Regions from separate parts of the Mus musculus genome. Here region 1 is linked to region 2. The links are chromatin loops, found by intact Hi-C in ENCODE. Cell type or tissue: left cerebral cortex. All regions are shown on one strand. Each heading gives the region's core, and the rest is flanking DNA. Links, peaks and the distances in the headings are about the cores only.

Region 1 (11,244 bases), core at 1,559-9,558, 180 kb after region 2:
CAGACATCAGTGTCTACAGCTGCACAGCTGAGAGCTGAGATTGGTTGGACTGCTGTGGACAGGCAGTGGAGGAGGACCAGCAGATATTGGGACAGAACAGGACAATGCTTCCTACAGGTGGACTCGGATAGGTTTCAGATCCTGTGCTTAACCAAGAGTGGTGAATTTACACTCACCATGGAAGCTTTGTGTTGACTTTCGTGGCTCAGATCTTAAATAACTATTTGATTCTTCACTCCATTTTTTGGCAGTAAAGTGCACACACACACACACACACACACACACCTTTTACTAACAGAATTCATGGATTTCCCCATCGCTCCTTTCAAAGTAGAACAGTTCTCTCAGCTCACATTTTTTGAAGAATGTGCTATTGAAGCAAAACCTGGGTTAGGGACTCTCTAAGAAAGAATATAAAGTAACCCCCTCAAATGGATTCACATCCCTCTCTCCATCCCCACACATCAACCCCCTTGGACAATATACCCATTTTAAAGACTGCAGGGTCTTTGTGTTGGGAAGCAGGGTCAGTGCAAAGACATGGTCAATCTCTCCTTCCCTGGATGCTAAATTAATGGGATGCATTTGTAACGTGGACGAGCAAAGCTCTCCTTTAAGGGCAGGACACTGCATTTTTTTTGTATCCATCCTCTGAAGTGCCACATAGGTCAGCTAGCGGGAAAGCTGACTTCTATGCTTCATCTACACAGTTTTTCTACTGAAGGAAACTTGAGTGTCAGCCAGTCACCCTGATCATGGTCAGTATGGTCTGCTTTGAGCCCAGATTGACTACTATGTAGCTTGGGCCGCCTGCCAGGCCAAGCATAACCAACCTCCCATAGCCAACCAGATCTTCCTCAGCACACATCTCTCAGATACGACAGTATATCCCTCCTGCTAGAGCCCTTTACGCGCCAAACAAAACAGACACTTGACTGACAGCAGCAGAACCAGTCCTTTGTTTTCTCTTTAGGGACCTAGTTTATGTAAAGAAGTAAATTGTCTCCTAGAGATATGACAGGATCAGTTGGTCTCGTTTGCAAACAGTCCCACTGGCTGGCGATGTGAATTCAGTCAGTGATTTTTCAACTGGTGGTAAAGGGGAGTCCCTGCATTGGTGTGGCTTCTTCGGGGGTCCCGCAAAGGGAAGTGATTTTGTGGTGGTCACATTTTAGTATTGTAGTTTCTATGTTCCCTTTCCCCACTATTAATGTTGTACACTCATTTTGAGCCTAAAAATGTTTTAAAACATGTTCCATAATCTTAAAAAGTAAAAAAAAAAAATTATAATTATTCTTGGAAACAAATGCCGACCACATGTTACATCATGAATAATTCTCCCAGGCTTCCCTCCTCTTTCCAAACAAAGGGTCTAGCCTCCTCTTAGTCCTTTTTTTTTTTTTCTTTCTGTTTCTTAGTTTTTAGGACAGGGTCTTATACTGTAGCCCAGGCTAATCCAGAATTCACTATTTAGCCAACGTTGACCTCAAAATCCACCATCCTCCTGCCTCAGCTTCCTAATGACTGAAATCACAGGTCCCTTTGACTCATTATAAACTTCCATCCTCTGGCTTGCTCCCCGCCAGCCACACTGGCTGGCTTGATTTCCGTCCAAATGATAGGATGGCTCCTATGTTAGAGCCCTCGAATTTACTCCTCCACGCCTGCTAATAAGTTACCTGTTTCCTGATCCCCCACAGTCTGATGTGCTTAGGACTCCCATCCTAAAGTTTAAAAATCAGGTTTTCTCCCTAATAGGAACCACCCTGAACACGTCACATATTAATTCTTATCGATTCTGCTCCCAGATGTTTATAGATGCCAGGAAGGGTTTTGATTTGTTTGTTGTTGGCTATGAAATAGAGTCTCACTGTGGAGTCCCAGCTGATCCGGAACTAGGGCGGATCTGGCTGGCCTAGATCTGCCTACCTCCATTGCTGCCTGAGCGCAGAGCGCTTAGAGAAAGGCATATGCCATCATGACAAGTTAACAGAGCTCTTCATACCCCATCCACTCCAAAGCATCTAGCTAGTATCTATTGGAATGCCCAAGCTCAAATGGATGCGTGCTCTCCCGGAAACTGACCCAGCGGGTGGCCAGAGCCATGCCTGTTTGAGAGTCAGAACTGCATTATGTATGGAGCTGGGGATTAAGCCATCTCTTGTGTGCATCTCAGCAGCTCAGAGATTTTGCTGGGGTGCCTTCATAGGCTGTAGTGTCTGCTTCCTTTCTTTCCTGGCACTCCCCTGCTCTAGCCGCAGAGGCACGAGCATGGTCCGACTTTTCACACCTTGTTTAGACGCCAGTGTTTATTGTAACTCCAGTGTCTTAAGTTTCCTACCTCTTTAAATCCACAAAGCACTTCAAGAAAGGATTTCCATGTATTATATTTTCTTCAGAAAGTCTTATCTCAGGCAGACATATTTGCCCGTTTTCTTTTTTATTACAAGAACAACAAAAAAAAAGTTTACAATTATTACGCCGGCAGAGCGCTCCTTGCCAGGCTGGGTTGGTATCTCTCCATGAAACCACACACAATAAAACAATTTCCTAAAAAACTTCACAGAAGATGCTGATACAGGGCTTCAGAGCACTTAATTATTTCTTTTTTTTCCCCCATTGTTTATCATTGTTTTGTCAACATTCCCTATCACTACCCATAATGCCATGGGTTTGGTTTTCTTTGAACATTCCTTTCTTCTGAACTTACTGTGAACTTGTGCCTCTAGCAGGCCGTCCTAGAATGCCATGGTCGCTTTAGACAGGGGAGGGGGAGGGGAAACCAACACTTTGGTGGTAAAAGGTGCTAAAGGCAAGCTTGGATTCTATTAACTAGTGAAAATACTTGTTCTCCTAGCTACTCCTGGGTCGAAAAGCAAAGCTTGATTTGAAAGGTCTAGGTTGTAATTTGTACATACTTAAGGGGAGTCAGGAATTCCATGTGCTTAGGGAGGAGGGAGATTTGGTGGAATGCAGGAGGATTGCATAAATGCCAAACAAGATAGGAGGAGGCCAGCCCACTGTCACATATACAGCTTAGGGTGGCGGAGAGGAATGTTTGTTTTATGCTCAAGATCAGCAGACATGATCTCCCCCACACCCCCAGATTTTTAAAACCTCTTTGCATATAGTACTCTCTCAGGAAGTCATTGTTCCTTTTAAGTAAAAAAAAAAAAAAATCTGGAGAGGGGAAGGTGAGGAGGTGGAGGGAGAGTGGGGGGTGGAGCATAGGGGGTTGGGGGGGACTGGCTGGATCCTGGGCTTATAGCCTAGCAAAATTAGCAAGTCTCCAAGGCCCAGTAAGAGACCCTGTCTCCAAAAATAAGTGAGGGGTGGCCCTGAGGAGTGGCACCAAAGCTGGTGTCCCATTTCCTAAAACATATACATGTCCCCACCTACACACAAACACATACATGTCCCCACCTACACACAAACACATACATGTCTCCACCTACACACAAACACATACATGTCCCCACCTACATACAAACACATACATGTACCCACCTACACACAAACACAGGAGTTACCCAACTTGTGTTTTCAGGCAACTATTTTTTAAAGGATTCCTTATACATTCCGATTATGTGATTAGTCCAAGTCAAGGGTTTGCATACAACTAGGATATTCAGCTATTTCTTCTTACATAGAAATATGTAAGAATTTATCCTCAGGGAATGTCTTGGGACCCAGGTGGACACATGGACCTGTAGCTCTTTCTGAGCTCTGTGGGCACAGTTTCCCTTGGCTATCCAGAAGTACCTGTAATAGAATTTAATTTGTAAGTTAAACACAATAAACAGTTAGCAGCAATAACTTGCTGTAGGTTTAGCAACCTCCACTAATATTTTTATAACCTTCCTTATTAAATGGGAAGAATTTTATCCTTTCATGAAGATGCACTTTAAGGTTTCTCTTTAGAATGCCGAAGTTATCAATATCATATTTCATGCATGCTGCAGTCATTATTAAGCAAAATCAATTACTTAAAAACAAGTCTTATGCTTCTATGGCAGTCTCCTTAGTTACCTGACAGCAGGTAAGTGAGGAGTGGGCGGGTATCCTAGTGTATACAGCTAGGATACACTGATTGAGGACTGGGAGGGTAGTGTATACAGCTAGGATACACTGGCAGAGAGAGTGGGCAGGTAATGTATACAGCTAGGATACACTGATTGTGGAGTGGGCAGGTAATGTATACAGCTAGGATACACTGATTGAGGAGTTGGAGGGTACTGTATACAAATAGGATACACTGACTAAGGAGTAGGAGGGTAGTGTATACAGCTAGGATACACTGATTAAGGAGTAGGAGGGTAGTGTATATGGCTAGGATACATTGATTGAGGAGTGGGCAGGTAGTTGCCAACTTTGTGATTGCTCATTTTTTACCATCTGAGAACCATCTGGTCAGTTCTCAACCCCTGCTATCTGCTGGGTGTGCCTTAAACTGATACCAGAACAGTTTGCTTCTGTGTTTTGTGGCTTAGTGTTCTGTTCTCAGAGATCTGCGTTTCTCACTTACTCTTCCATTTTGAAGCACATGCGTAATCTTCAAGAAGGATTTCTAAACACTCACCATCTGAATCATTATAGAAGAATTAAAAAAATACAAGCCAGTTAGTAAACTTGGCACTTGGGAGGGAGAGGCAGGAGCTCTGAGGTGAAGGACAGCTTGAAGCTAAAATCGAGAGATTCTGACTCATGAAAAAGAAGAAAGAAAGAGAAAACCAGAGGAAGGGATAAGGGAAGGACAGGAAAGAGAGAGGGGAAGGGAAGGAGGAGGGGAGAGCAGAAGAGGGAAGGAGGAGGGGACAGGGGGGAGGGAAGGAGGAGGGGAGAATGGGATGGCAGGAGAGAGAGAAGAGGGAAGGTTGAAATCATGCAAACTCATAACTCAGTCACAGCTCCACGAGCAGCTTCAACTCCCCAAACCAACACGTCCACGTGGAGGCCAAAGTCTTCCATCACACGCAAAACACAGCACCAGTTATACACCACAGGGTATACTGTGACATTCTCTTCTATCACAGAGTCAAATTTTGATTTAATTCCAATATAAAATGATAACAGTTTTATGGCACTCTCATACATAAAGGACCTTCTGATGTATTCAGTTGGCTATTTTCAACTTTTCATGGTGAGGTCTTGAGCTCAGAACTTTGGCAGGCTGACCGGAAGCAAGGCTTCACCATCCTGCTCGATGTCTTGGCATAGGCAAGGCAGCCACTGGCGATGTTTATCCAGTTTCACTTTGTGATTGTCACTGGAAATAAGTTACATGCAAGACGGATCCCTCTGCAGTCACACAAAGACTTCCTTGGTTATTTCTCAGTAATGCAAACTGAAATACTGGAAAAGGACTTTGTAACTCCTACAACTTGTTGGTGGCAACATGACATAGCCCTGTCCTCAGCACAAAAAGGTAACTGGGCAGTGTCTCCCATAGTTTTTAATCTTACTCTAATTTCATATAGTTGATATTTATTTTAATTTTATCCATGTGCTTAACTTTAATAAGCATACTCATCCAGAAAAACAGACGGATTTGGAATCTCCTTAAGTATAATGTGGCAGTGGTTACATCTTTATGCTAGTTTTGAAAATGCACGATTGTCTCAGCAATAATAAAGGTGTGGATGGGCCATGTTTTATAAGTACTCAAGTGCCTTATAACCATTTGAAGAGAGACTCTTTGGAAGCTCCACCAGTCAGCAAATGCTCAGGGTTAATAATGAGAAAGACTTGACTTTTGGGCATCTGACGACAAAGACTGTGAATCCTATTTCTTTCAGAGACGTGCACTTTCTACATTGTCAGTTCTCCAACTTTGGGCATTTGTTTCAACAGATTATTGGTGTATACTACACTGAGCCTTGAAGATGCCCTTCAGTAATTCAATGGTTGATGATAATGCAAATTTCAGAGTAACACACACACTAACAGATCTGCCAATGGGTTCAGATAATGGGGGAAATCACACTGATTTTTTTAAAATAAATATTTGTATTTGTTAGAGAATTTTATACATTTTAATCATATTAACCCTCAAATTAACCCCTCAAAGAACCACCCCATGTCCTTCCCCTTCCTTTTTGTTTTTAATTTAATAGCCATCCACTCCAACTTACACTGCCAATATACTTCTGGACGTGGGGCCAGTCAATGGAACATGGTAGGCCTAACAGGACCCACACCCTTAAAGAAAACAGCTCTCCCGTCCCAGCAGCCAGCAATGTCCGCAGATCTTCAGTTAGGAGTAGGGATCCAAGGGCCCCCTGCAGTTCTAGCATGGAACTGCAGCTAGCATCTACTGGCTTGCTCTTCTTGTGCAACAGCCACAGCTGCTGTGAGACCCTGAGTACAGCTGCCTGCTCACATCCAGAGGACGATGTTTTGCTCTGGTCCTCCCTGACCTCCAGCTATTTCAGTCTTTCTGTCTCCTCAGATGGTCCCTGAGCCTTGGTGGAGGCCCTGTGCTGGCTAAGCACCCCCACCCACCCACAGCACATCACACACACACACACACACACACACACACACACACACACACACCACATACTCAGTCATTCTCTATACTTCCGTGAATTGTGAGTCTCTGCAGTAATCACCACCATCTGCTACACAAACAGGTTTCCCTGATGGGGCCAGAGAGCTACCCTGTATAGTATAGGGATATGAATGTAGAGAGCAGTTTGATACCATGTCCACTTAGCAAAATGACAGTAGTACGCTCACCTCTGGGTCTGTCATTGATTTTTTTTTCTCAATTCAAATTTCACATATGAAAATATGACAAGCAGTAATTTCAATCTCAGCAATGTTACTCATGGAATAGATGAACATTCCAGTAGCAAGCATCAGTCTTGTCTGCGTTTCTACCCCTTCATTAAGCCATCTTCTGACAAACTGTGGCACGCGTATGATCTGTGTGATTAGATGTTATCCTGATGCATGTCTCACTTTGTTTACTTTGTTATAAATACAATAATATAGAGGGATGTGCTGGCAGAGTCATACCGGCGGGCTTATCTCTTTCGGACCCTGCACAATCCAGAAGACAGACCGTGTGACCAGACTCCAGTTTTCAGTTGGAGGGCGATGTACTCACGTATAATAGCAAATGCATGGTTATGTGTGTGCATGCACGTACGTACTTACATATATACACATACATGAGCATCACATGCATGCGTATTTTCACTTAGGTAAAGTAACTTGCTCAGGTTCTAGCGTAGAGTAAATAAACCATTCTTTGTTATTTCCATTGCAGAAGCTTTTACAGAACTCTGCCATCTCATTTCCACCTGAGGGGGGAAAAAGAAGCTGACTTTTAATCATTAACTCACTGAGAGCCAGGCCGGCAATATTTGTCTGTCACATGGCATACCATGTCCTAGTAACTTGACACACACTGTCTTGCTGTTCCTTGTCACTATGTGGATAAAGCACAGAATGGTCGCATTTTCCTTGAGGCCACACAGCTAGGAATTCATAGCATTTATGTTTAAACCTTGGTAGCCTTCCAATGTCCTGTGCCGTGGCTACAATTCAAAGTGGCACTTTCCCACGGGCTTCCCAATGTGTTTGGAAGGGTGGCTTGCTTAATAACAGTCTTAATACCTGATGAGCAAACTCGTTGTTTATTTGTTTTTTAAAGAGCAAATTTGATCATCCATCCTGGCAACGAAGCAGCCTTCTCTTTTCTTGCTATGTCTGATTTTCACGCTGACTTTTGAAAAGTGGACTTGAGGCTTGGTGAAACAGGAGTGTGTATCTCAGAGACATGGAGTGGAAGATTGATGCCTGGAATGAATGTTCTAGGATTGTTCGGATCAGTCAGAAGGATTAGTCATAGTTTGGTTATAAAATCAAGAGTTTTGCCTCTTCTGATAATAGTCATCAAATTTACATGAGTTTGCGTTAAAGGGTTTCATGTGCAGTGTTCCAACAGATAACCAACACACAGCTTTCCCCTCTTTCTCAACCTGAAAGATCACTTTTAACTCACCCTGAAGAAGTCTGGGCTGCAGAGCAGGGTTTGGGAGGTCTGTTAGCTCATACCTCAGTCATTCGTCTTTCAGTCTAGTCCCAAGTCTCCACAGCCAGCATCAAAAGGCCTGAAAAATCAATATTTGGGTTCTGAGCCTTCTGCATGGGGGTGGGTGGGCACTGCGACCCACCTTTTTAATTTGCCCCCTGATGTTTTTCTCTAGTTTCTTTTCCTCGCCTCTTCCTGAACTAGGAAAGGCAGGGATGTTTTATCAAGCCCCGGTGGCCACTTCCACCAGCGTGCATCCCTGCCTGTTAGTCTTTTACTGTTACACACATTCACACCTCATGTATTTTGCTCTAAAACAGAACATCTGAGTTGATTCTGCGCTTGCAAAGACCTCAGAGAGATGGAAGATGGATTTAATGTTGCTGTTTTTAGATGGGGCTGTAAATAGGATGGCAGCTGTCCTTGGATGCATAGCTCATATACGGTACACACGCTGAATAGACGCAGATGAAAGATTGCACCCAATTAATCCTCACAAAAACCCTACATCTCAGCCATCAAAAACCTTAACCATAGTGTATGTATTTATTCTATACCCCCACAGATGTAATCTCACACTTTGAAGGGGACTCGTAAAGAGAGTGGAGATGTCTACCATCCCCAGGAGGGTTCAAGTGACCTTTTAAATCCTGCAGACAATTCAAATCTATGTACATGAATGATCTATCAATATTGGTTAGGCACACTTCTTTACGATGCAGGGTCAAGAGGTTGCTCTTTATAGGAACTGTTCCTTTGCTGGAACAGGCTGAAGCAGAAAGTTCCTGTGAAAGTCAGAACGTGGCAGTCACAGCACAAGAGCCCCCCAGAAGGTTCCCATTGAGTAGCAGTTGAGGATTTCTGTGACAACCGTCTCAAGTACATTGCTAACAGGATAGGCATGGTAGGTAACCAACTGTCCAGGAGCTTTCCCCAGATACTGCTGGCTGGGGAGATAACGTAGTCAGTAGTAGCCTGTGTGTCCTGCAAGCATGAGGTCAGCTCCCTAGCACTCACTCATAACCCCACAGCAGCTGGTTATAAATATGCATGCCTGCAATCCCAGCTGTGGAGGCAGAGGCAGGAGAACACTTGGGAACTTGCTGATCTTGCCAAACTGGTGAAATCTGAGTTCAGTGTGAGAGGCTTTGCCCCAAGAAATCAAGTGGGACGTTGACTAAGGAAGGCATTCAACAGTGACTTCTGGCCTCTGCCTGCTCACACACACACATGTATCCGCACATACCTGCAGGCCTCTCTCTCTGCGTGAAGAAGTGGTGGCTTATAAATATTTGAATGTGAAAATTCAATGTATAAAATTAAATCATGCATTTAATCATTGTGTACATAGGTGGTTTTAAAGTTCAGGCAGTAACAGAGGACGACAAATCAACTGCCCTGGAGGACACTGGGTCCTGCGGGAAGGCTTCCTGAAAGTGCTAATGACTTCCAGGGAAGCTGAGTAAGCGTTTCATTTCATAAGCGCTGAGGGGAATGGATCATGACCATGGGGGAGATAAGAACATCGATGGAAGAGGGACTTCACAGCCAGAGATAACATGGCGTGAGGCACTGTGGGATGGGGACACATGGAATAGGCTAGGGTTACCATTCTCCTACATATTTTCTATGTGTGAAGGAAGGCTGTTTGGAGCCTCCAGTAAGGGGGAGGCTGGGAAAAGCAAGTAAATTATGGAGAGAATTTCACTTTTACGCCTCTAACCGCAGTTTGCTTTGTTTCTGGGACATCCCCGGCGTTAAATCCTGACTCTGGTCCTTTGCTATCTTGTGATCTTAAGCAATCTTCTAAACCTTTCAGACTATCTTCTTCAGACACCGTGAGTTCTGATGTTTACCATGAGGCAGTGCATGGGCCAGACATGGTGACACACTACTCTAAGCCTAACCCTGGATGAACAGAGAACCCTGCTGTGCCAGGCTAGCTGGGTCAACATGGTGAGATTCAGAGAAATGTGGCCACATGGTGAGACCGAGTTTCAGAAAACAAGTGAATCGCTGTAAGAGATCCCTGAGTGGCACACGGCTACACGATATGTGGCACACAGCCATCCACGTGTGTGGCACACAGTTACCTGATGTGTGGCACACGGCTGCCCTGTGTGTGGCTCATGGCCAGCCACCCAGTGTATAATTGAGAGATAGTCATTTACTCATCTTCATCTGTGTCTTCTTGGCCACTGTTTGATAGCGTCACCTTAGTGTCTGCCTTAGTCTGCATGAAGCTGAAACCTAGAGGGCTGCCCGGGAGACTCAGGAGCTCTGGGCCAGGGTTTGGAGACCTGGGTTTTAGTTCCCATTGCATGGTGACTTCAAGTGTTCACTGTCAATTCAGCCCTCTCTCAAAGGGAAGACTGGGGGATGAAAGTCCGTGTGACTCACAGCCTTGTCATTCAGCCCCATGTCTCATGGGCAGCCCAGTGACCTGAAAGTGCTAACTTAGATAGCTGAGTTCCAGTAAAGGCTGACTAAACCAGATATTTTCTGTTCTGGTGAAATGTGATTTGTAACACCTAAACTCATTTTAAAGAGCTGTGCTTGCCCCATGTTTGCAGAAAATGGCAAAACTCAGAGCAAGTAATGCATTGGAATTCATGAAATATGCTAGGCCTGTGGTCTCATATCTGTTATCCCTGCCTTTCAGAGGCTGAGATAGGAGGACCACCATAAGTTTGGGCCAGTTTAGGCTACACAGTAAGAGGCTAGTCTGAGTTAGTGACAGAAACCTCATCTCAAAACAACAAACAGCAATAGCAAGAGGAAAACCCACGAAAGAAGAAAGAAAGGATAAACTGACAAAGGCAGTGACTGGCAGCTTTGAGCTCGCCCACGGGCTAGAAGAGCAGGTTGTGCAGTGTGTTCTCCCATGGCTGTGGACCTCAAAGCTCTGATGGGGCTCAAAGCATGAAGATGCAGTCGGTCAAATCATCTAGAGAGGTGCACATGAAACATACTTGCTCAGAACACTCTCTAAATGTGGAGGGGTTCACACCCAGGTGCTGTTGGCAGGGTCATTGGGTCTAGGACAGTTAACTATAGAATCCAGACCACAGCTCTTTGATGTGTCTCCTCCAAAGACACAATGTAACTACTATTTCTCTAAAGGTTTTTTCTCATTATCATTTTGAAGTGAGCAGCTATGGCCCTGTAGGATCTTGATGTACCCTCCCTTCTGTCTCCTGTTT
Region 2 (11,244 bases), core at 2,233-10,232:
TACCCAGATATCTGGTGTTCGAACCAGACTCCTGGCAGAAGTTGTGTTCCACTCACTAGAGGTCTTAGGATCACGCGTGGAATCCTGTGTGGGCCCTTGCGGGTGTCAGGCGACTCAGCTGGCAAGGTAGCCCGGGGCTCGAGTGGAGCGGAAGGGGTTTGTGCCCCAGATCAAGCCCAGGTAGCCTGCTTCCCTATGTACCGCAGTCTCAAGTTCCCCGCGATTGGATTGGGGCAGGCGCTGTGTTCCACTCACCAGAGGTCTTAGGGTCCCGTGGGGAGTCCCGTGTGGGCCCTTGCGGGTGTTGGGCAAGACTCTGCTGGCAAGGTAGCCCGGGGCTCGAGTCTCGAGTCGAGCGGAAGGGACTTGTGCCCCAGATCAGGCCCGGGTAGCCTGCTTCCCTATGTACCGCAGTCTCAAGTTCCGCGCGATTGGATTGGGGCAGGTGCTGTGTTCCACTCACCAGAGGTCTTAGGATCCCGTGGGGAGTCCCGTGTGGGCCCTTGCGGGTGTTGGGCAAGACTCTGCTGGCAAGGAAGCCCGGGGCTCGAGTCGAGCGGAAGGGACTTGTGCCCCAGATCAGGCCCGGGTAGCCTGCTTCCCTATGTACCACAGTCTCAAGTTCCCCACGATTGGATTGGGACAGGCGCTGTGTTCCACTCACCAGAGGTCTTAGGGTCCCGTGGGGAGTCCCGTGTGGGCCCTTGCGGGTGTTGGGCAAGACTCTGCTGGCAAGGTAGCCCGGGGCTCGAGTCTCGAGTCGAGCGGAAGGGACTTGTGCCCCAGATCAGGCCCGGGTAGCCTGCTTCCCTATGTACCGCAGTCTTAAGTTCCGCGCGATTGGATTGGGGCAGGCGCTGTGTTCCACTCACCAGAGGTCTTAGGATCCCGTGGGGAGTCCCGTGTGGGCCCTTGCAGGTGTTGGGCAAGAGTCTGCTGGCAAGGAAGCCCGGGGCTCGAGTCGAGCAGAAGGTACTTGTGCCCCAGATCAGGCCCGGGTAGCCTGCTTCCCTATGTACTGCAGTCTCAAGTTCCGCGAGATTGGATTGGGGCAGGCGCTGTGTTCCACTCACCAGAGGTCTTAGGGTCCCATGGGGAGTCCCGTGTGGGCCCTTGCGGGTGTTGGGCAAGACTCTGCTGGCAAGGTAGCCCGGGGCTCGAGTCTCGACGTCATTCCATTCTTAAGTCTTCATTGAAGAGAACTGGAAGCCCATGACCTCAGGAAGATGTTCATGGCACCCGGTCATGGCATCATGTGTTGATAAAGACCATAAGCAGGAAAGAGCCAGTGGGGTGGACCAACAGAACATGTTATACAACGAAACACTGCTATAGGACAGGTGGGGGAGCTGCTGAAATGGCTCAGTCACTAAGGATGCCCGTGGTGGCCTGAGTTCATGGAGTACCATGTAGGAGGACAGAACTGATGTGTGTGGGGTATATGTGTGCCATGGTACATGTACTACTAACATAACACACACATGCACACATATACCCCACACACGTGTGCCATGGGACATGCACTACTAACACACACATGTGTGCCATGGTACATGTACTTCTAACATAAACACACACATGCACACATATACCCCACACACGTGTGCCATGGGACATGCACTACTAACACACACACGTGTGCCATGGGACATGCACTACTAACACACACATGTGTGCCATGGTACATGCACTACTAACATAAACACACATATACATATACCCCACACACATGTGCCATGGTACATGCACTACTATAACATACTCACACACAAACACCGCACACATGTATGCCATGGTACATGTACTATGAACATAAACACACACACATACATATACCCCACACTCATGTGCCATGGTACATGTACTACTAACACACACACACACACACTGAATAAATAAAGATAACACAAATGTTGGGACTGGCGAGATAGTTCAGCAGACAAAGGCATCTGCTGTAAGCCTGATGACCGGAGTCCGATTCCCAGGACCACATGTGGAAGAAGAGAACCAACTTTCTAAAACTGTCCCCTTGACTCTGTATGTGTAGGTGTGGGGACATGTACTCATGGGTTCCTACATACAGTAAATAAATAAAAAATACATAGAGTAAAATAGTATGTTTTTAATTAAAAGGAAATGACCAATACATAAACAGCAGGCAGGCAGCAGCACACAGGAAGTCAGCAGTAGGTAAAGGAACCAAGATAGTCACTCACATATGCGCAACAGTGGGGATGGACATGAGGGAAAATATGGGAATGGAAGGGTTAAAACAGTGTTGCCAGGGGCACCAAGCGTGAGAGACAAAGTCACCCGAAGCTGGATATGAGATAGCCAAGCAGCGCTGATGGTCTGGGCTGGCTGGCTTCTTCTATAGCTTTCTCTGTTAAAACCCGTTCTAGGCACGGATGCTTATCACGTATTCCTGCTTCTTATGTTGCTTCTAATAAAGCTAGAATGGAACGCGTTAAAAGTAACCACGGTTCCTAGGGACCTGCTGCAGTTCAGGAAACAGACCCTGGAGAGTCCCAGACAGGCACCAAGAACACAGTCACCGCTTCTTGGTGGCTTTGGGGATCCTGTGAGGTCAGGGCTAGCAGCTCCAGCCTGTTAACTAACGACAGATAACCGAGGCCTCCAGCTAGCAGAGTCAAGGCAGAGCTCAGCGGGGTGGGAGGCTAGGGTAGGGGGTGGGGTGGGGTGGGGTGGGGGAGGAGAGAGCAGCACAGGGCACCTCAGCCTTTGGGTGGGGGTGGGGATGGGGATGGGGGCGGGTGCGGGTGCGGGGCACGTGCATGAGCATGCGGGCCCTCCATTGGCTCAGCCCACGTTAGTACAGAGACTTATCCAGTTGACAGGTTACTCAGCCCATGCTGTGTGAAACCTTAGACAAAGCAATATCAGCGACCTTTTCCCTCTAGAAACCCTTCCCAACGCTTGGAAATTTTTTCAATTTTTAAAAATTTTCACGTCACTCCCATTTTCACTTATCCGTAATATTTCCTACTATGCCTGCTTCTGCTTTGCGTATTCTCACGAGTCCACAGCAAGCTTGATGCTCCCGTGTCAAGTCAGTCTTTGATGACTGTGAGTGTCCAGCATCTTAGGTCCTGGCTCTCATCCGGATGGGTCATGAAAGGTCGTGTTGTTCTCAGAACCCCTACATCAGTACTGATATATAAAAGATGAGTTTTTAAATGTCAAACATGAAAGTACAAACTGCAAGACAGCCACATTTACCAACATCTAGAAAAGATAAACTGCAATGGAAGAAAACAGACAGGCAGCGTCCTCATCCAGGGCAGGGAGCGGATTGGCCGCAGAGGGGCATGGGGGAGGGGCTTGGGAATAATGAGGAACGATGTATTTCAGTCGATGCTTCAAATTTGTCAAAGAACACACATAAAATAAAATTGGAGGCTTAAAGTTTAAAGAGGTTGAGAACACAGCTTAGTCGGTTAAAAAGCTTGCCACAAAAGCATGAGCACCCATTTAAAAAGCCATACGCTGTACCCTAAAGCCAGGCATTGTAGCCTGCATTTGGAATCCCATACCAGGGAGGAAGATCCTGGTGGGTCTCTCTGGACAGGCAGCCTAGCCTAGTCCAGGAACCATAGGTTCTAGTGAGTGACTCTGTCTTAAAAGGCAGGTAGTTAAGAACACTTTTTGCTCTTCATGGGATGTGAGCTCGGCTCTCGGCACCTGTGTGGCCTCTGTGGGCACTATGCTCGCACTCATGTGTATGTATCCCATACACGTAGTTGAAAATAAACACAAAATCTTAAAAAGAACAAGGTGGATGTCCCCTTAGAAATCACAGCTCTCACTAAATGGGCAATTCCAGACAGATTACATAGCCTTTCCGGCCCCCAGTTTTCTCAGATATAAGATGAGGAGGCTGAACAAAAATGAACTTTTTTCCCCCCACTTTCACACTGCCGAAGTGTTGAGCTGTCCTCACTTCCAGGACGGCTATTCCTGAAGGATATTCCATCAACCCTTTTGGCTCCGTTTTATCGGCTGTGTTAGTGAAACAGAAAGCCCCTGTTCAGGTTGTTTGCTGGTATTTCAAGACAGAGCTACGAGGGATGGAAAAGCTAAGGATACAAATACAGCAGGGAAAGTGGTGCCTTGACCGAAGTCTTCCTATAAAAATTCCTCCAAGGTACCTGCGTGTGCACGGAATGTCTGAACACTTCTGCAGATCCGTTACTATCAGCGCTGGCCAGTGGTCACAGTTAGAGCATCGAAAGCACCCGGGTTATTAAGTGCCTGCTTGAAATACCTCCCTGCGCTTGTCATTAGGAAGGAAAGAGACAATAGAGAAAATGGTAAACGGTGGTAACGTTCCCGGGGAACCTTGTGCTGTCCGTGCTACGATACTGAAATAACTTCAAGGGATTGGCTCAGACTCAAACAGGAAATCGACCGAGTCAACATTGGACTTGAGATAATGAAGTGATAAAGGAACCAGGGTGTGGAGCGACTGGAAGAGGAGGCCCTGCAAGTGCTGGGGTCTGGTCAGCGGCTGTTCCTCAAGACTGTTTTTAATTAAACCTCTCCATCCAATGCTCACAAAACCTAAATACAATACTGAATTAGTGCCAGTGGGAACAGCTATAATATAAAAAAAGCAACAGTAACAAATGGGGCCTGCAAAAACCCTTCCATCTTGCCCAGGCCAAGTCTTAACCCACTTTTCTTTATTGATGGTCCTATTTCAGGAGGTAACAAGACAATTAAGAAAACAAACCCATTGTGGAAACAGATGCAGAAACAGCTGAAAGAGAGGAAAAGAAACAACAACATCACCATCATCACCACCACCACCATCATCACCAACAACAATAACAACAACAAGAACATCATAGAGAATGAACTGGCAGTTTCCCAGCCCCTGCCCACCTAGATCTCTTTCTCTGTCTCACTCTCTCTGTCTCACTCTCTCTGTCTCTCTCTCTCTGTCTCTCTCTCTGTCTCTCTCTCTGTCTCTCTCTCTCTGTGTCTCTCTCTGTCTCTCTCTCTCTGTCTCTCTCTCTGTCTCTCTCTCTGTTTCTCTCTCTCTGTCTCTCTCTCTGTCTCTCTGTCTCTCTCTCTGTCTCTCTGTCTCTCTGTCTCTCTGTCTCTCTGTCTCTCTGTCTCTCTGTCTCTCTCTCTCTCTCTCCCTCTCCCTCTCCCTCTCCCTCTCCCTCTCTCTCTCTCTCTCTCTCTCTCTCTCTCTCTCTTGATTGTAGCTGAGCTCAGCTGTAGGACCTAGCCCTGTGAACTTGACTTCAGAGTCGAAGCTTGGTAGCAGGGCCCAGAAAGAAACCGTGTGAGGTACCTAGTGACGGCTGCTGTTCAGCCAAGGCTCCACACCAACCAAGAGTTAAGCCAACCAGCCCCGGAACTCTAAACAGAGTTAGTCAACAAGCACCCAGAGGTTGGCACAGGCTAGCAATGCCACTCATGCCCCTGAAGAAATAATGCTGAGAGCTTTTAAATCAAGGTGTTGGGTGTGTTGGAGACATTATGAGACATCCCAGCCTTTACACTGAGCGGAAAGGCAGGATGCTCTAGACTGTTTAAAACAGTGTTGGGAAAGGATCTAGATCCATGAGTGGCTGTGCTTTAGTCAGACCATGTTGGCTATGACTCATGGGGATGAGAAATTGCTTTCCTAACTTCATGTCTTTTACTTTAATTTTGAGGTGGGCATACAATCCCACAAGAAAACATGAATGGTTTCCTAATCTGATGACCCCGGGAAGGCGGCCACATCCCACCTGTCCTGACCTAGCAGGGACACTGTCAAAGTCTCTGAAAAGTTAGGTGAGCCCTTGCTGTATGATCCCTTGAAGGAAGAACCAAAACAGAGAAATAAGATGCCTTTTTTATGTTGGTGTTTGACAACCCAGCGTTCTGGTAGTGATTTTCCACCCTTGGTCTATCTCGATGCTTTAAATAGCTCCTGGGTTAAAAATAGCACCTGGGTTAAAAATATCTGCTTAATAAAATAAGAAACACGCAGCCAGCAAATTAGGAAGTTAGACGATGTTCACTAAAACTAATTCTGAAGACTGTGGAGGGTGGAGTCCTGGTAGACTTGAGGAAATGTTACTGTCTCGGCCTTTCTCAGACATTTTTCTCCCTTGAAGCATCACTCGAACAGCATCTCCACACACCAACACCGCAGTTACAATGAATGGCATCCAGTCAGCCTGCATGGTGAGCCAGTGAGGTACAGAACCCATCTCCTCTTGAGTCGGATGGCAGCTCATCCAGGCAATCGCCTGATAAGCATGGTGGCCACAGAGAACACTGAGGGCTTCAGGACCCAAACGTGTGACTCAACGCTACCATGCTTCAGGGGGACCACACACGGGGAAGAGGAGAAAAATCGAGCAAGGTCCCTCTGCTTTAGGCTGTTTGGGTCTGATAGAGACTAGCAGTTTGTGGTTGAGATGGCTGCATTGCCAACTTGTAGACCAAAGAGTGGACCATTTTTGGGGAGTGGGGGTTGATCCTTTCTTCTTTCATTCAAACAGATACAACTGCATGATGAGTTTAAAGACCTGGTTCTAATGCCTGGACACCACTCAGGGTGCATATTCTACCCTGAAAGTTGGTTCGTGTGGACAGCTTCCCTGTCTCTGCTGGGTCCTTCCCTAAGTTGGGGGCCTTTCACTTTGGTGTAGTTGGCCCACATTTAACCTCTCTATGACTCTCTGTCTCTGTCTCTCCTTTCAAACATATATTTGTTGTGTGCGTTAGATTTTATGTTTTATGATATTGTTATCCGTTATAGCGTAGGCTCTTCCAAAAGAGTTTTGCTTGGTTTTTGCTTGGTTTTGAGACAGGGTCTCCATATATAGCCCTGGCTAGCCTGAAACGAATTGTGTAGCTCAGGCTGACACTGAAAACTCACAGCACTCTTCCTGTCTCAGCCTCCCAAATCTGGGGTTATAGACACATGCCACCATGCCTAACTTTCATTTTTTTTTAAAAAAAGTAAGCATTATACCTTTTCTTTAAATATATACTTATGTTGTTATTTATTGTTGCAAAGAGGCCTCAATAGGAGTGAGTTGCCAAAATAAAAAAACCTCCTTCAGGAGTTATCAGGAGCAGAATCTTCTCTTCTCTTCTCTTCTCTTCTCTTCTCTTCTCTTCTCTTCTCTTCTCTTCTCTTCTCTTCTCTTCTCTTCTCTTCTCTTCTCTCCTCTCCCCTTCCCTCTCCTCTCCTCTCCTCTCCTCTCCTCTCCTCTCCTCTCCTCTCCTCTCCTCTCCTCTTCTTTTGTTTTCTTTTCTTCTCTTTTTTTCTCTTTCCTTTCCTTTCCTCTCCTCTCCTTTTCTTTCCTCTCCTCTCCTTTCCTTTCCTCTCCTCTCCTCTCCATTCCTCTCCTCTCCTCTCCTCTCCTCTTCTTTTGTTTTCTTTTGTTTTCTTTTGTTTTCTTTTCTTCTCTTTTTTCTCTTTCCTTTCCTCTCCTCTCCTCTCCTCTCCTCTCCTCTCCTCTCCTCTTCTTTTCTTTTCTTTTCTTTTCTTTTCTTTTCTTTTCTTTTCTTTTCTTTTCTTTTCTTGAGACAGAGTTTCCCTAAACAGGCCCTGCTGTTCTGGAACTCACTAAGTAAACCAGGCTCACCTTGAACTCACGGAGATTCACTTGCCTCTGCCTTCTGAGTGCTGGGATTAAGAAAGTGAGCCAACCTGTGTGGCCTAAACAGGGACCATTCTCACAGGAAAGCTCCATGCTAAAGGAGATCACATGTAATCCAAGCAATCAGTTCCATAATGAGGAAAGCACCTGTGTTCCTATGCATATGCGTGCAATGTACTCAACCTGCACATGTCCTGAAGCAGTGAACATGCACACACGTGTGCACATACACGTAAGACTCTCGTCTTAATGATTAACTCAAAGGGAAGGCCAAACGAAGGTGTGATATTGGTGGTCCCCGTTGTAAGATCTGGTCTCTCTGGAGCGTGCAGCTTCCTCGCACGCCTGGAGCCACACTAGCCGGAGGTTCACACCAGACCACCAGTCAGTTCAGGTTGCAGATTATGAAGAGAGTCCTTGACAGTGCACATATGGTTTGGGCCCACACGAGCTCCTGCCAGCCTCTCCACAGAAACTTATTTCTGCACAAGGTCATTTCTTCTCATCCAGTCATGGCTAACTACTAGGAGTGAGAGTGTATCGTCCAATTGTGAATGACTCCCCAAGCCAGTGAGGCTCACGAGTGGATAATTGCTAGTGTGATATAATTTTATTTAAAGTGCTAAGTTATGATCTTGTTCTCAAAATTCTGTGGCAGTATGAGACACATCTGTAATACTTCCTTCCATTAATGTGCAGGCCTCTTTTCTACATGGCTTATTTATTTTCTTCCTTATTTGTTTACTTTTATATTACTGAGGATTGACACGCAGGTCCTTGCGTATTATAGACAAGTGCTCCACAATGGAACTATGTGCTTAACGGGTTAAAATGGCTACTGTGTGTATGTGCATGCATGTGTGTGCATGCATGCGTGTGCATATTTGCATATATATGATGCACATGGGTATGCACATGCATGTAAGGCCAGAGGTTGACACTGGATATTTTCTTCAATCAGATTACATATCGAGGTGCAGTCTCCCACTTGAATCCAGAGCTCACGGATGCAGCTAATCTAGCTAGCCAGTGTGTTCTGTGGAACCCAGACTCTTAGAGTAAATAAGTTGGCCAGATACTGCCCTCAGTCATCAAGCCCTTGCCCCATCCATTCGCTTACTTAGTGCCACACCTTCTCCTCAGAGATGGGAATTGAGGGAGACCCTGGCTAGCTCTCCCTACCTGACAGAATGTTGATACAGGGGTGGCACCCAGAGCAGAAGACCACACACAGAAAAGGGAAGAGCTTTGCCAGTGCCCATTCCGAGGTTCCACAGTGCTGCCTAAAACGGGCACTGATGCTGCCCACAGATGTCTGGCTTCCACCACAACTGGTGGTTGTGTGCAAAAGCTGCTTCGAAAAGAGGAAGTGGGCACTGGTAACTCAGGATTGCCTAGAGCCCATGCATTAGTTGAACATAAATTTCACTTGGCATTACAAAGCACGGTAGAGGGAATGCTCCTGTGGCAGAAGCCAGGGTCTCCCCAAAAGGTTGTACAACATAGCAAGATGCCTTTGCTCAACAAACCCAAAACTGAACCCCTCGTTTCCCCTTTCAAACCCATTGTCTATTTTTATAAATATGCTGGAGGTCAAGCTAGAAAGCTCAGCACCCCCTTTGACTCTACACCCCAGCCATCCTTCTCACTTCCCACATTACACAGTCAGCCATGTTTCTTCTAGCTTTTTAGAACCCCTTCTAAGTTTCATGTCAGTTGACCTCATACATTACCAGCAGCCCCGTCCCTTCTCCTCTCCTGACCATCCTGAACCTCCTCACCACAGCACTGTTCTGAGCATAGGCTCTGATTGTGCAACTCCAGAACAGCAGTTTTAACCTGTGTGACAGACTGTTGACCTTGCTGCCCCTCACACAGCGTCTGAACGCATCTCTTGCTGCTAAGTTTGCACTCCACCTCCTTTTGCTTCCTTATTTGCAGGCACTCATTTTAAGGCTTGTTCAGTGCAAATGGCTCAGCCACTTCCCTTAGTCACGCTTCATTGTCTGCTTCCATATGTCTGTGCATAATGGCTTTATCCGCACACAGAGCTGGGGGTGGAGCCTTGACATCCTTTCTCAACATTCCTGCAGCTTCTCTGAGGCCACCTTCCTACTTTACCATGAATATTTATAGTATCTAACTCCCCATCTCTACAGGACAGTCTTAAGGACTGAGGAATGGGTACTTGAGGCCACTTTGCTTTTACCAATTCTGTGATAGAAGAAGGGTGCACTGTCATTTTGCAGATAAAGAAACAGGCAAAGCCAGGCATGGTGCCAAATGTCCATAATCTCAGCACTAGGGAGGCAAAAGCAGAGGATTTCTATGAGTTCAAGACTGGCCTGTAAGCCCAAACTACAGGATGAAATCTGCTCTCAGCAACCCAACCCATTACGACCCAACCCAAACCCAACCCAACCCAAATCAACCCAATTCAACCCAAACCTAAGCCAACCCAACCCAAATCAATCCAATCCAACCCAGCCCAAACCCAACACAACCTAACTCAACCCAACCCAATCCAACCCAGCCCAACCCAACCCAACCCAACCCAACCCCAACTTAACTTAACTCAACCCAACCCAAAGGTGGAAGTAAATGTAAGTGTCTTATGAGCTGAGAAACAATGATAGCAGTGTACAATACCATCTACTTATGCTGCTATTTAATCTTTTATTTCATGCAACCTCATCAGTCTTTCTTACCATCTACATCCTAAGTGCGCTTAAAGTGTGTATGTGACTTGGGGATGTCTTTACTGCAAGCCCTTTTCATGATATCTGATAAAGGTCTTCATTGCTTTGTAAGTGTTTTCAGACTTACATGGATATTACAGCTTATGTGGTGGGCAACTGACAGTTTTACTTTTCCTAAGAGTGTTTTCAAATCTCCCCCTCTTACATCTGTCTATTGAATAGATGTGAAAATAAATAGAATAACATGAAAATTTATTACAGGAAGGAGAAAAGCCCTCATTTTATGAGACACCTCAGGATATGTGTGGGTGTATATATATATATATTTCCACCATAGGAATGGGTTGAATTAGGTTGAGTTGGTTTTGGTTGGGTTGGGTTGTTAAGAACAGATTTCATCCTGTAATTTGGGCTTACTTCATACTTGCTATGTCCAGGCCATCTTGAAGTCACAGAATTCTCCTGCTTTAGCCTCCTTACTGGGATTATATATACAACACCTATCTATCTATCTATCTATCTATCTATCTATCTATCTATCTATCTATCTATCTTCTCTCTCTCTCTCTCTCTCTCTCTCTCTCACACACACACACACACACACACACACACACACACACACAGAGAGAGAGAGAGAGAGAGAGAGAGAGAGAGAGAGAGAGAGAGAGATTTCTCCTGTTTTTCTTTATTTCAAAATATAGTTAAACACATGTAATCAGACATAAATAATTCTGGGAATGAAGTCAGGTGTTCTGCAAAAGCAGTGCACCTTCTTAGTTCTCATGCCACCCTCAGTCCCTCAAATATATTTACATGGGTCAATCAAACCTCACCCGATGAAGGTGAAGATATCAAGGGCTATCCAGAGCCATCTCCAGCATCCTTTAACTTGTTTGTCAGCAATATGG

Evidence for each region. Peaks named below come from ENCODE experiments on the same cell type or tissue, not always from the same donor. Only the 100,000 strongest peaks of a DNase experiment are listed, where the experiment ranks them.
Region 1: a loop joins it to region 2, with 2.5 times the contacts of the local background. A loop is called at or near these places in 7 of 42 quality-filtered maps.

Annotation. Positions count from the first base shown.
Region 1 is chr6:144,639,953-144,651,196 of GRCm38, reverse strand. It overlaps a transcript of Sox5 not described here. Among named protein-coding and RNA genes, the nearest start is that of Sox5os3, 27 kb to the left of the region's middle. In left cerebral cortex, for the core only: a CTCF peak has its summit at 6,289; DNase peaks (open chromatin) are centred at 6,289, 8,404 and 9,057.
Region 2 is chr6:144,815,934-144,827,177 of GRCm38, reverse strand. It overlaps the pseudogene Gm20124. Among named protein-coding and RNA genes, the nearest start is that of Gm32069, 14 kb to the right of the region's middle. In left cerebral cortex, for the core only: no CTCF peak of the experiment used is centred there; DNase peaks (open chromatin) are centred at 5,566, 8,966 and 9,646.